Regions from separate parts of the Homo sapiens genome. Here region 1 is linked to region 2. A link is an interaction called in ENCODE POLR2A ChIA-PET data of the cell type or tissue named here. Cell type or tissue: PC-3. All regions are shown on one strand. Links, peaks and the distances in the headings refer to the core of each region. The heading gives the core; the rest is flanking DNA.

Region 1 (5,380 bases), core at 196-5,195, 57 kb after region 2:
CTAAAGGACCAAGAGTAACCTTTCTGGGGGCGTTCTTGGAGCCTGGCGGAAGTGGACCGTAGAACCCAATACCGGGTCCAGAATTCCCGGACAGGAAGGCCAGAAAACCGCACTTCAAGCTCCTTTGTCAGGACCAGAAGCTGCCAAAACTAGTAGGCGTATGTCTTCCATGTCCAGCCACATAAGGAGCCACGTGCTAGGAGATTGGTTAGCCCCTTTTAGGTCACCCCAGCCCAGATAAAGAGCTGAGGAAACACAAATGTAACTCCACACAATTTGACGGGGATGTAGGGAAGGCACGTCTTCCTGCAAAGTGGGGGTCACCCAAGTTACTTGGAGGATATCAGAGGCCTCATTCAAGGTTAGGAGGCTGAAAATGGACTGACCTCTGAAGGGACAGAAAACAGATTTTATTATTCTTAAAAAAGAAGTCTTACATTTGTATTTGTTTAATTTGGCCATGGAAGGTATTTGCTTTAAGACCATGCGGTGCTTTCCAACGGCTAAGAAATGTGTTTGTGCGCGCACGTGTGCATATATGCATATATGCCAATAAGAAGGGGTACAGGGCTGTGCTTATGCCCTGTTATGGGCCTAGACCTGTGGTTTGATGGACAACGAGGCTGCACAGGCTCAGGCGAATGAGGCCGGTTAAGAAGAGTCCTCCTCTTCATCAGGGAGGACATAATCTGGTAGAGTTTACAAAATCAAAGGTGATTAGAGATAAAGACAGCCTCCATTTCTCCATGTGATGGACATCTACTGAGCACTTATGACATACCAGGAAGGCCCAGGCTTTGGAGGGAGGCAGGAGGATAGCAGCAGTTCAGCTCGTGCATGCTGAACATTATTGGTCCCTTGGAAGCACCTCACTGGACATGCTGACTAGGTGTGATATGTGAAGGTTTGGGCTGGAGGAAAAGAATGAATGTGGGTGAGATTTTTTGAGAAAAGGATCACATACAGTGTGACAAGAGAAGAAGGCTGGAAATGATCTGTAAGCAAGCACAACGCTTGATGGTTGGGACTTGAGACAGAGCAACCACCGAGGACTTTGGTGTTTGGGAAACCCAAAAAGAGAATCTCAAACAAAGAGCGTGGTCAGTCAGTGAAGGGCTCTGAACTTGGGTGGTTCAGAGGTCTTTTTATCCAGCTGAGGCCCAGGCAGATAAAGTCACGTGCCCTTACTTATATTTGTTTATTTTTTCTTTTTATGCTTTGAGACTCTGATTTAGAAATAATAAATAATAATAATAAAAATAATAATTGGTTGTATCTTTTGAGAAAAGACTTTCCAGACTAATAGAGGCATTGTGTATCAGGGTCTGCCCAGTGAATAGCTTTAGTAAAGAAAGTAACTGTAAACCTCAAACCTGCCAATGGGAAAGAAGGAGAGTTCCAGAATTCCACTTGGGGAAAAAAAGAAAGCAAGCAATAACTCTTGGAGTGACACTGGGAGACATGCCCTTTTTCAAGGCAGTAGAGTCTGCATGTGGGAAGAACCCTATTCAGAGAAAACCCACCAGAGTTCCATGTTCTCCACATGCCTTCCAGTCTTCCAACCAAGAAGGATCCAGCAGCTTCTCCTTTGCCAATCCTAGGCTGTCCCTGAGGAGCAGGTTAGTTGGGGCAATGGTGACCCAGCCCAAATCAGCTCAGTGTTCCTGGGCCCTCTCTTTCCTCCCCACTCCACCAGGCCCATCAGAAGGGGTGCCCATACTCTGGACATTTCTTTACTTCCTCCTTTTTAAAAATCACCCTTCCCTAAACTGTGATCCCTTCTGAACTACTTGCAAATCTGCTCAGTGTCATTGAGCTAAGGTGGACCCTTATGGCTTGATATGTAACTTCCCCCAGGGAACTTGCAGAGATGTATCAGAAGATCCAGGAGAGTCAGCAGAGGTGATAAGGCATGGGGCACAGCTTCAAGACCACTTCTCAAATCCTGGCAGGAAGAGTCTAGAGTTCCCTCTCCAGGGCCCTCCTGAAGGCCACAGCCTCACCCCTGCCTCTGACTCCATCCCCAGCCAACTGCTTCCTTTTACCTTCTTTAACCCAAAGACTCTACTTGGAGCAAGATTTGGATTTTCCTGAGGCCATTCAGCTAAAATTCAGAGTGCTGTTCAATCCCTGACTTTGCTGGTGGTCACCAGCCGGATTTATCCTCACACTAGAGCAGGTTGTTTGGCCATAGATGTGGATGAAATATTAGTAAGTTACATTCAAGGAAGACAGGTGCTCAAAAAGGATAACCTATCTCTGCTTTGGGAAAAAGTGACCCCCAGTTTTTAAGCAAAAGTCTCTCAATTATGATTCAGGTCATGGAAGTATCCTGATGGCACAAGGGTGCGCACACGAAGTACAGCAGACCCACATTTGGCATTTGCAGTTTTACTCTTCTCAAGCTACTCTAAGGGTCCAAAACAAGCAGCACTTTCTACCTGTGTACAGGACATATCTTAATGTGTTTTCTAATGAAGCTACGTGTGGGTAGGTTAGCTGGCCAGCAAATGAGCCAGACCAAGTGGAAACAGAGCAATGAGGTCTGCGGAAGGAATATTTCTCAGCCAGAAAGCAAGTGCTTTGAACAAACTGAAGAAAGGAATGTGGAATTTGTTGGTGGTTCAGATCTATGACAAATAAATCCTTTAAGCAGTCTATTCTGAAATAAAGAAATCATGACTTAAAAATTTATTTTAGCAAGTGCTATGACAAAAATTGAAACTTCAGTGAAAACTAAAAAGATAATTAACATGTGTTGTGAGACTGTACGCAGACAACATGTAACTCTCAACGTTTCTATATATCTATGTCATGTTATATTAATCATACTATATACTTATATATAACAAAGTATATATAATGTATAACAAAGTATGTATGATAAAGTATACAGTATGATTAATATATGTAATAGTATATTCATGTATGCATATTTATATTTTATGTGGTATAATATATACATATAGTGTAAATATGACATAAAATTAATAAAAGTTTAATTGTAACTTATTAGATTATACTTTGTGTTATTTGTCTCTTTCCAATTTTGTAATTATTTTTACCAACCCAATGGTTTATGCTAATAAAAATGAAAACAACCACAAAAACAATTATACCTGAAACCTTAAGAATACACAAGAACAAAATCTGTCATCTTATCAGGTTAAAAAAAACTCGCTATTTTCATGTGCTAATAGTCCCTAAGGGAGGTTAATTAAACAAATACTAATTTCCTAATCTGTTGATGACTGTCAAACAGCTTTTATTGCCAGAGATTAGCTGTTAAGATATACACCCACAACCATACCTGCTCTTTTTTGAAAACATAAGTGTTCTGATTTAATGGAAAATCACTGCAGGGCATAAGTATAAACTATAAAACAATTAAAATAATAAATCGGAATGGCAGCATTTCCCAGCGAGTCTTACAACATAACTCAGCAGCTTCCAATCTGCAAGGCTCTGCCCTGGGCCCTGTAGTTTGCTGGGGCAAGGAACAGGCACAGGCAGCTTCCTGTGGGCAGCCTTCAGCCAGCATGAACACGAGGCTGCCTGGAGTGCCCGATGGAAGAATGAGACAGTCAGCCCAGGGCTCAGGAGGTTCCAGGGCAGAGGCTGCCCACAGGCTCCTCATCAGCTTGCTCCTTTTCATAGAAAAAAACCCATACACTCATGTATTCAAATATTCATGGAGTGACTACCACGTGACATGCGCTGTTCTTGGCACTATGGAAACACGTTCCCTGTCCTCTTGGCATTTATATCCTAGTGTGGAAAGCGACAATCAACACATATAAAAAAAATAAAATAACGTTGAGGAGTAAAAGTGCTGTGAACGTACATGCTGAGATTAACTCTGGTCCATGCCCTTGTTTCTTTTCCACTCATCAACAGCTACGTACTGAGCACCTGCCATGGGCCCCCACCTTCCTTGGATGGGAGGTATCATTCTGAGACTTGGCTTCTGCCATCCACATGTGAAACAAGGAGAAAACCATGAAGACCCTGTGCTCACTGACGGTGCTGATGAGCCTTTACTAGTGCGCCTCATGTGGAGGAGCTCCTCGAATTCTCCCCCAAACTCTGAAATGGGTACTATCATCACTCCCATTTTAAAGATGACAAATCTGAGACCTAGAGAGGGTGCACGTCTTGCTCAGGGGCCCACAGCTAGTATAGGAGTGGGAAACTAAGATTTGAAACTCAGAGGCAAACTCTTAACCACCCAGTGTCTAGGCTAGGTGGTGGAGGAGGTCCTGAGAAGCCCTGAGCTCCTCCAAGAAGGACCCACATCTGCTATGGCATCCATATTTTCCTCAAGTTCAAAGCACCTGCTCCAGAGTCAAGTGCCCACGAGCAGGACCAGAAATACTGACTGCCTGGTCACTCTCTGGTGGTCTCTCCCCAGGATCACCAACATTTCCAGTGCAGAAGGTCTTTAGGTGTGTGGTTATCCAGCCCTGACTTCTCAGTGATGACACTTCATTGGCTTATCAACCTTATTTTTAATGGTCAACCACAGATCTATCTTTGGGGCCACTGGAAAACTGATTAAAAGATCGAAGACATAAAGATTAGGGAACGTTTACCAAAACAGGGAGCTCCTATGATGCTACTTAAGGAATAGCAAGACAGAGATGCCTGAGATTGAGCAGGAGAACGTGACGTCTCCCAGGCCTAAGTCTGAAGATTACTCTGATTTAGTATTAACACTATGTGAATACAATGTCTTAGTCTCACTTAGGTTCAGGTTCCTAACCCATAAAATGGGGATAACAGTACTCATTTCAAAGGCTTACTGTGATGCCTAAATGAGGTAATATGGAAAGGGTTTATACCAGTTCCTGGCACAGAGTGGGTGCTTAACAAATGTTAGCTCCAATTGCTCTTCATGAGCAGTTTCCAAACTTGACCATTTAAACCATGAGTTCATTACCCCTTTCTCACATACTAAAAAAATCACTGTCATGTAAACAGATTCGAATATCTACTCTTTTTTTTTTGTTGACTGATGACATTACAAGTGATGCTGGAAGGGAACAACACAATGGCAAATGACAATAACAAAAACTAGAGGGGGAACCAGGTAAGGAATAGAAAGAGGATATCATTGGAATAATTTGTCCAGGAATTGTAACCTGGTGTCTGTACCTGCTTGCTTTCATTTTATCTTTACTGCCCACTGTAGCAGACTCTGTCTGCCACAAAGGGCGTACCTCAGTGTGTGAACATGGAACACCAAGGCTTGGCCTTCCTGATACTCCTGTGACTTTTGAGGCAGTGGCATGAAGGCAAACTGGCTGTGAGCTGACCCACTGTGTTTTCCCACGGCCATGTCTGAGAAACACAGCTGTGGTCCAGCCCCAGTCCCTGTCCA
Region 2 (5,380 bases), core at 176-5,175:
TTTTGCACCAACCTAACATATCCATCACTTCACATTCTTTCTCCTCCTCCTCCTCATTACTATTATTTTGAGACAGGATCTTGTTCTCTTGCCCAGGCTGGAGTGCAGTGGCACAATTATGGCTCACTACAGCCTCGACCTTCTGGGCTTAAGCAATCCTCCTGCCATGGCCTCCTGTGTAGCTGGACCACAGGCGTGCACCACCATGCCTGGCTATTTTTTTTTTTCTTTTTCTTTTCTTTTTTTTTTGGTAGAGATGAGGTCTCACTTTATTGACCAGGCTGGTCTTGAATTCCTGGGCTCAAGTGATCCTCTCACCTTGGCCTCCCAAAGTGCTGGAATTACAGGTGTGAGCCACTGTGCCTGGCCCTGGCCCATTCTTTTTTGTGGTGAGAACGCATAATATCTTCTCTCTTGGCAACTTTCAATTATACATTATTATTAACCATAGTCACCATGTTCTACAATCGAGCTTCGGAATGTATTTGTCCTAATTGAAACTTTGTAGTTTGACCAACATCTCCCCATTTCCACCCCCACCCCAGACCCTGGCAACCGCCATTATACTCTCTGCCTCTATGAGTTTGATGATTCTCCTAATTTTAAGTTCGTGATAAGACAGACAAGCTGGTAGGACGGTTGCTTCTCCTTGGGTGGTCACTTACCTAGAAACAACTCTTGAATCAGAGAGAAAACTATGTGCTAAACACATCCTTCTTGGGGTGGGTCTGGAAATTCATGCTTCGATCTCCAGGTGGGCAGGAGATGTTGCTGAGAGAGGAAAAACTGTGAGAGAAGAGGCCTTGCAGGCAGATACGCCAGTCACTGGAGGGCTTATGAGGAAGTCGAGAGGGTGACAAGGTAGTCCATCCCCTTACCTTAGGATAAGAAATAGTAGAACTGCAATCATTGCTGTAACTTTTTTTTCTTTTTTTTTGAGACGGAGTTTTGCTCTTGTTGCCCAGGCTGGAGTGCAATGGTGCGATGTCGGCTCAACGCAACCTCCGCCTCCCGAGTTCAAGCAAGTCTCTTGCCTCAGCCTCCCGAGTAGCTGGGATTATAGGCATGTGCCACCCTGCCCAGCTAATTTTGTATTTTTATAGAGGTGGGGTTTCTCCGTGTTGGTCAGGCTGGTCTCGAACTTCCAACCTCGGGTGATCCACCCACCTCGGCCTCCCAAAGTGCTGGGATTACAGGCGTGAGCCACAGTGCCCGGCCCCATTTCTGTAACTTTTAAGGAACAGGAAGTTTTGGCCAATGGAAATTTCTGGTGTACTCAAGAGGGTGCTTTTGAGTTTCAAACATTCTTGAAAAGTTTGTGCTGGAGAAAGAGGAGGAGTCTTGCAGTACCAGGGCAACATGCTTGGAATGGCAGAAAAGGAGTCCCAGAGTGAAGGAGGAACCTGGAGAGCCCGGGAGTCGGCAGGATGGGCACAGACATGGGCTGCATGGGGGAGGCGGGCAAGAGCTAAGCATGGAGCCCCGCTGGCCAGTCTGTGCTCCAGGCCAGCCTGCAAGGAACTCTCACCCTAGGAGGAGTCCCTGGAACCCCAAGGCCTATAGTTCCAAGCATCAGGCTCAAAACTGAGTCATGAGGAGGCTCAAGTGGGCATTGTTTGCAAGGTGGTCCAGCATTTGCTTCTCTGGAAAGACAAAAATGCAGGTGCCGCCTGCTTTCTTTCCTATCACCCAGCACCTCAAGGCAGACAGGCCAAGGCAGCTGAGAGCCATGTCCAGTTGGCACGGGTCCCCCTTATTCCTTCTGACAGCCCAGAAGCACAGAGGCAGGGGGAATGTGCAAATATGGTCATTTGCAGCTTTTGTGCATCTTCCAAGGAGAAAGGAAAGCTGAAACCACGTTTAGGTTTGGAAATTTTTGAATCTCTAACATATAAATGGCAAAAAGCTTCATTAGTGCCACTTTGCCACTCACAACGGAGATGAAAAATTCTTATTGGCACTGAAAATAAGACTTAACGTCATTGTATTTATTAGGTTCTGAAACAATACACATTCACATCCTTTTGAATACAGTACATTTGGCACAATAACGTTTACAATGAAATAACACTAATGAATGGCAAGAGATTAAAATTACATCCAGAAAGGAAAAAAATGTACAAATAAAGCATCACAATACAAAAAAAAAAAATCCTAAAATTGAATACATTTTACAGTTAGCCAGAATTATTTTGCACATAATTTAAAAAGAGGTAATTTTTTAGCCTTCTTTTTTTTTTTTAAAGCAAGAATGCATTGTTTTTTCACCTTTGGAGGAAAAAAAATTATGTTTCTACTTCACAAAGTCCATAATGAGAGAACACAGAAGAACAGCTATCCTTCATATATTTTTTGGCTTTGTTTTTTTTGCACTCCCATTTTTTTTTTCTTTGAGAGAGAGAGAGAAAGAGAAAGGGGGTGGGGCTGGAAAGATCAGAAAAAACTGGCAGAAGTGTTAACAGTGTGTCTATTTTCAAACTCTCGTAAAAATGAAAATGAAACAATGATTACTCAACGAACACGCAAGCCTTTTTCTATAGACCTTTGCTGGATTTAAATCAGCCTATGTGAGAACTTCACCAGCCAGAGGCATCCCAGCCAGCCCAGCTTTGGGTGCTGAAAAGGGCCCTTTCTGGGACAGACTGACTGGCTGCCTTCAGCTGCCAGGTGGAATGTATTATTTGACTTCCCAGCAAACTTGCCAGTTGTCCTGTAGGAAAGGCCCAGTTCCCACTGCCGTGCAAACACTAGGCCCTCGGACAAGGCCATCTGGCATTGCGGTTAGAGCTTGCTTGGTTGTCCAAAGTTTATTATGGTGAAGAAAGCAGAAGAAAGAACAGTAGTTACACATGAATATGATGGGCAGTATTATCATGTCTTCCTAAAAAATGAGATGATGCCACCGTAAAGATGTTTCTGTGCTTGTACTCAACTCCAGAAGATAGTCTCTCTCCAGAATGTCAAGTTACCGAAGATAAATTAAATTAATCTCATGTTCTTCATCATTCACTGGTATGCCAAACACATGAATTGATATATCATAATATTTAATATTTGCAATTATCTTAAGAACAGATAATAATTACACCTGAGTTTTTAAAAAATAAAAACAAAAGAGAACTGAATGTCATCATTAGTAACAAAGGCTATGACCAGCCAGATGCAAATATGGACACAGACTCTCTAATGGGCTCAAGATAGTTACTGTCCGAGCTTTGAAACCACCATCAAAAACATTCCTTTCTCTCCCCCATCTCTATCAGGGTATAATAGAGCACAGAAGAACTGTATGTGAGATTTAATATAGCTTAATATATGTTTACATCTTTTAAAATAAACCAAAATGAAATAAACAATACAAAGAATCCCCAACACACCCCCCCATCCCCCATAAAGGAACACACCTATCTCTCGGTAACTTGAACCAATAGACTTACAGAGTATTGCACCTGGACATTATTATAATTATTCTTTCATAGACTAAAGTTTTATAATATGCCTGAACATGCAGCAGTTGATACCTCTATATGCAACGAATTAATTCCACAGGCCTTGCAGCAAACACTATATACAAAAATCTCAAATGTACAAAAGGCAAAAGCTTCATTAGTGCCACTTTGCCACTCACAAGTATATATATTTAGGGGCAGCTGGGAAATCCACGTGCAATAGTTGGAATGGATTCCATTCCCTGCTAAATCAGTTCAGTAAATTAGGTAATCAAATGACCTCTGGGAAACATATACACAAAGCCACAGAGAACCCTTGGAAATGAAAGAATAACACTGTTAGCATATCTACAGGAGGTAATGTCACATCCCTTCAATAGTGTCCACATGAGTTGCCATTGCATGTCACACAGAAACAAAACTGAGTACATCTTGCGACATTGTCAGTTTTCTAACAAGTTGCTCTTCAGTTTCCAGATACCCTTTGTATAACCCATGTTTAGCCTCATTCTGCTTATTCCAAAAGCAGATATTTCGTATATAACTTTACATGTTTAATGTTTAAAAACCACAACACAGTAGTACTACCATTTTGTATAAGTGCGCAAAAATAACACACTGCTGCAGAAAATAAATAGTGTTTATGCTAGGAACTTAGGATGAAACTGGAAAGAGAATCTGGGAGCTGAGCTTTGTTGGAACCCCAGGGTCCTCGCCTTTGTGTCCAGGTAGAACTTGAATGATGAAGAATGCTACTTGTTGCCTTTTCTCTCAATTCATACAGCTCTCATGTGTCACTCGGGCATTGACAGCATCCACCTTGGACGACCGGTTTCTCATTTTTTATTAGCCCTTTAATATCTACCTGTATTCAGACTGGAACTCATCTCTTTTGGCCAATTAGAAAGTGAATTTGAAAATATATTTTTCAAATGTTAACAGAGTTCAAAACCCTGTTTCTTTTTCCACAAAGAGGATTTCTTCCACAAGACACAAACTTACATGACTTTGGCATGCTGAAAAGCTAAAACCAAAGCAGGCAAGAGTTAGCCATTCCAGAGCAAACCAACCCAGCTGGCCAATCCCTGCATCTCTGGTCTCCCTCCCTCAGAGGGCATGCCTCAAGGGCGCCCTCCCTCGTGTGTGCGGAGAAGCACCAGTCTCTTCTCCAGGACAGAAGGGCAGGGATGGCAAGCTGCGGTGCAGGAGGGAAAAGAAGCAAGAGGGATCAGGATCTGTGTCCGATAGCAGAGCCGGAGTCTTCTTGTTTGCTTTCTTTCTTTTTTCTGTTCTTTGCAGTAAAAGAACTGAAGTTGCTTCACTGCCAGGAGCCCCTGAGGAGTGGAACCAGGCTTGCCAATGGTCCAAACACGGCAGTGTATACAGCTAATTGCTGACCCAATGAGTCTGCATTACTGGTGAGACAAGAACCGAGAGCGCCTTCTGGTCACCAGGTGGGAGGGGGAGGAGGTGGCCTGGGGCAAGGGAATGCAATAAATAGACAGTGGACATGGGACTGGGGCTCCGAGGAGGAGAAGTAGTTCAAGACCTGCTGAGTGTCTCCAACACAGGAGTCTTCTCTGCACCCCTTCTTGCAGCATCGGCAAAGTCCAACTGCAGTGGGCTCTCAGGGCATCAGGTCTTCACCAAAGTAGGAGAAACCTTTGAATTCCTCCTGGTTGATCTGCTTTACAATTGCTTCGTCCACAAGGGTGAGTACCGGCTCTTCCCGGGTAAAGTCTTGGTCAAAATTATTGACGTCTCTTTTGGTTTTCTGTGGGAAGAAAAGAGAAAGTGGTGAGTTGAGGCTGCTCTCCCTCCTGAGGGCCCCCCATGGGGAGTGGGCACCGCACTGACCAGCCTGTCACCAAAGCAGGCCTCTAGCTACCAACAGACAGCAGACACGGGGCTGTCCCGATGAGGTAACGATG

What was found. ChIA-PET counts read pairs that join two places held together with the same protein. Peaks named below come from ENCODE experiments on the same cell type or tissue, not always from the same donor. Only the 100,000 strongest peaks of a DNase experiment are listed, where the experiment ranks them.
Region 1: POLR2A ChIA-PET joins it to region 2 with 6 read pairs; 4 of 35 experiments call an interaction of 5 or more read pairs at or near these places.

What each region holds. Positions count from the first base shown.
Region 1 is chr2:46,127,854-46,133,233 of GRCh38, reverse strand. All of the region lies in intron 11 of PRKCE (protein kinase C epsilon), which reads right to left. Among named protein-coding and RNA genes, the nearest start is that of EPAS1, 170 kb to the left of the region's middle. In PC-3, for the core only: no CTCF peak of the experiment used is centred there; no DNase peak of the experiment used is centred there.
Region 2 is chr2:46,184,578-46,189,957 of GRCh38, reverse strand. PRKCE (protein kinase C epsilon) reads right to left here. Exons shown (of 15, transcript NM_005400.3): 15 at 1,968-5,223. The coding sequence ends at 5,077. Among named protein-coding and RNA genes, the nearest start is that of EPAS1, 110 kb to the left of the region's middle. In PC-3, for the core only: no CTCF peak of the experiment used is centred there; no DNase peak of the experiment used is centred there; H3K4me3 peaks cover 834 bases; H3K27ac peaks cover 873 bases.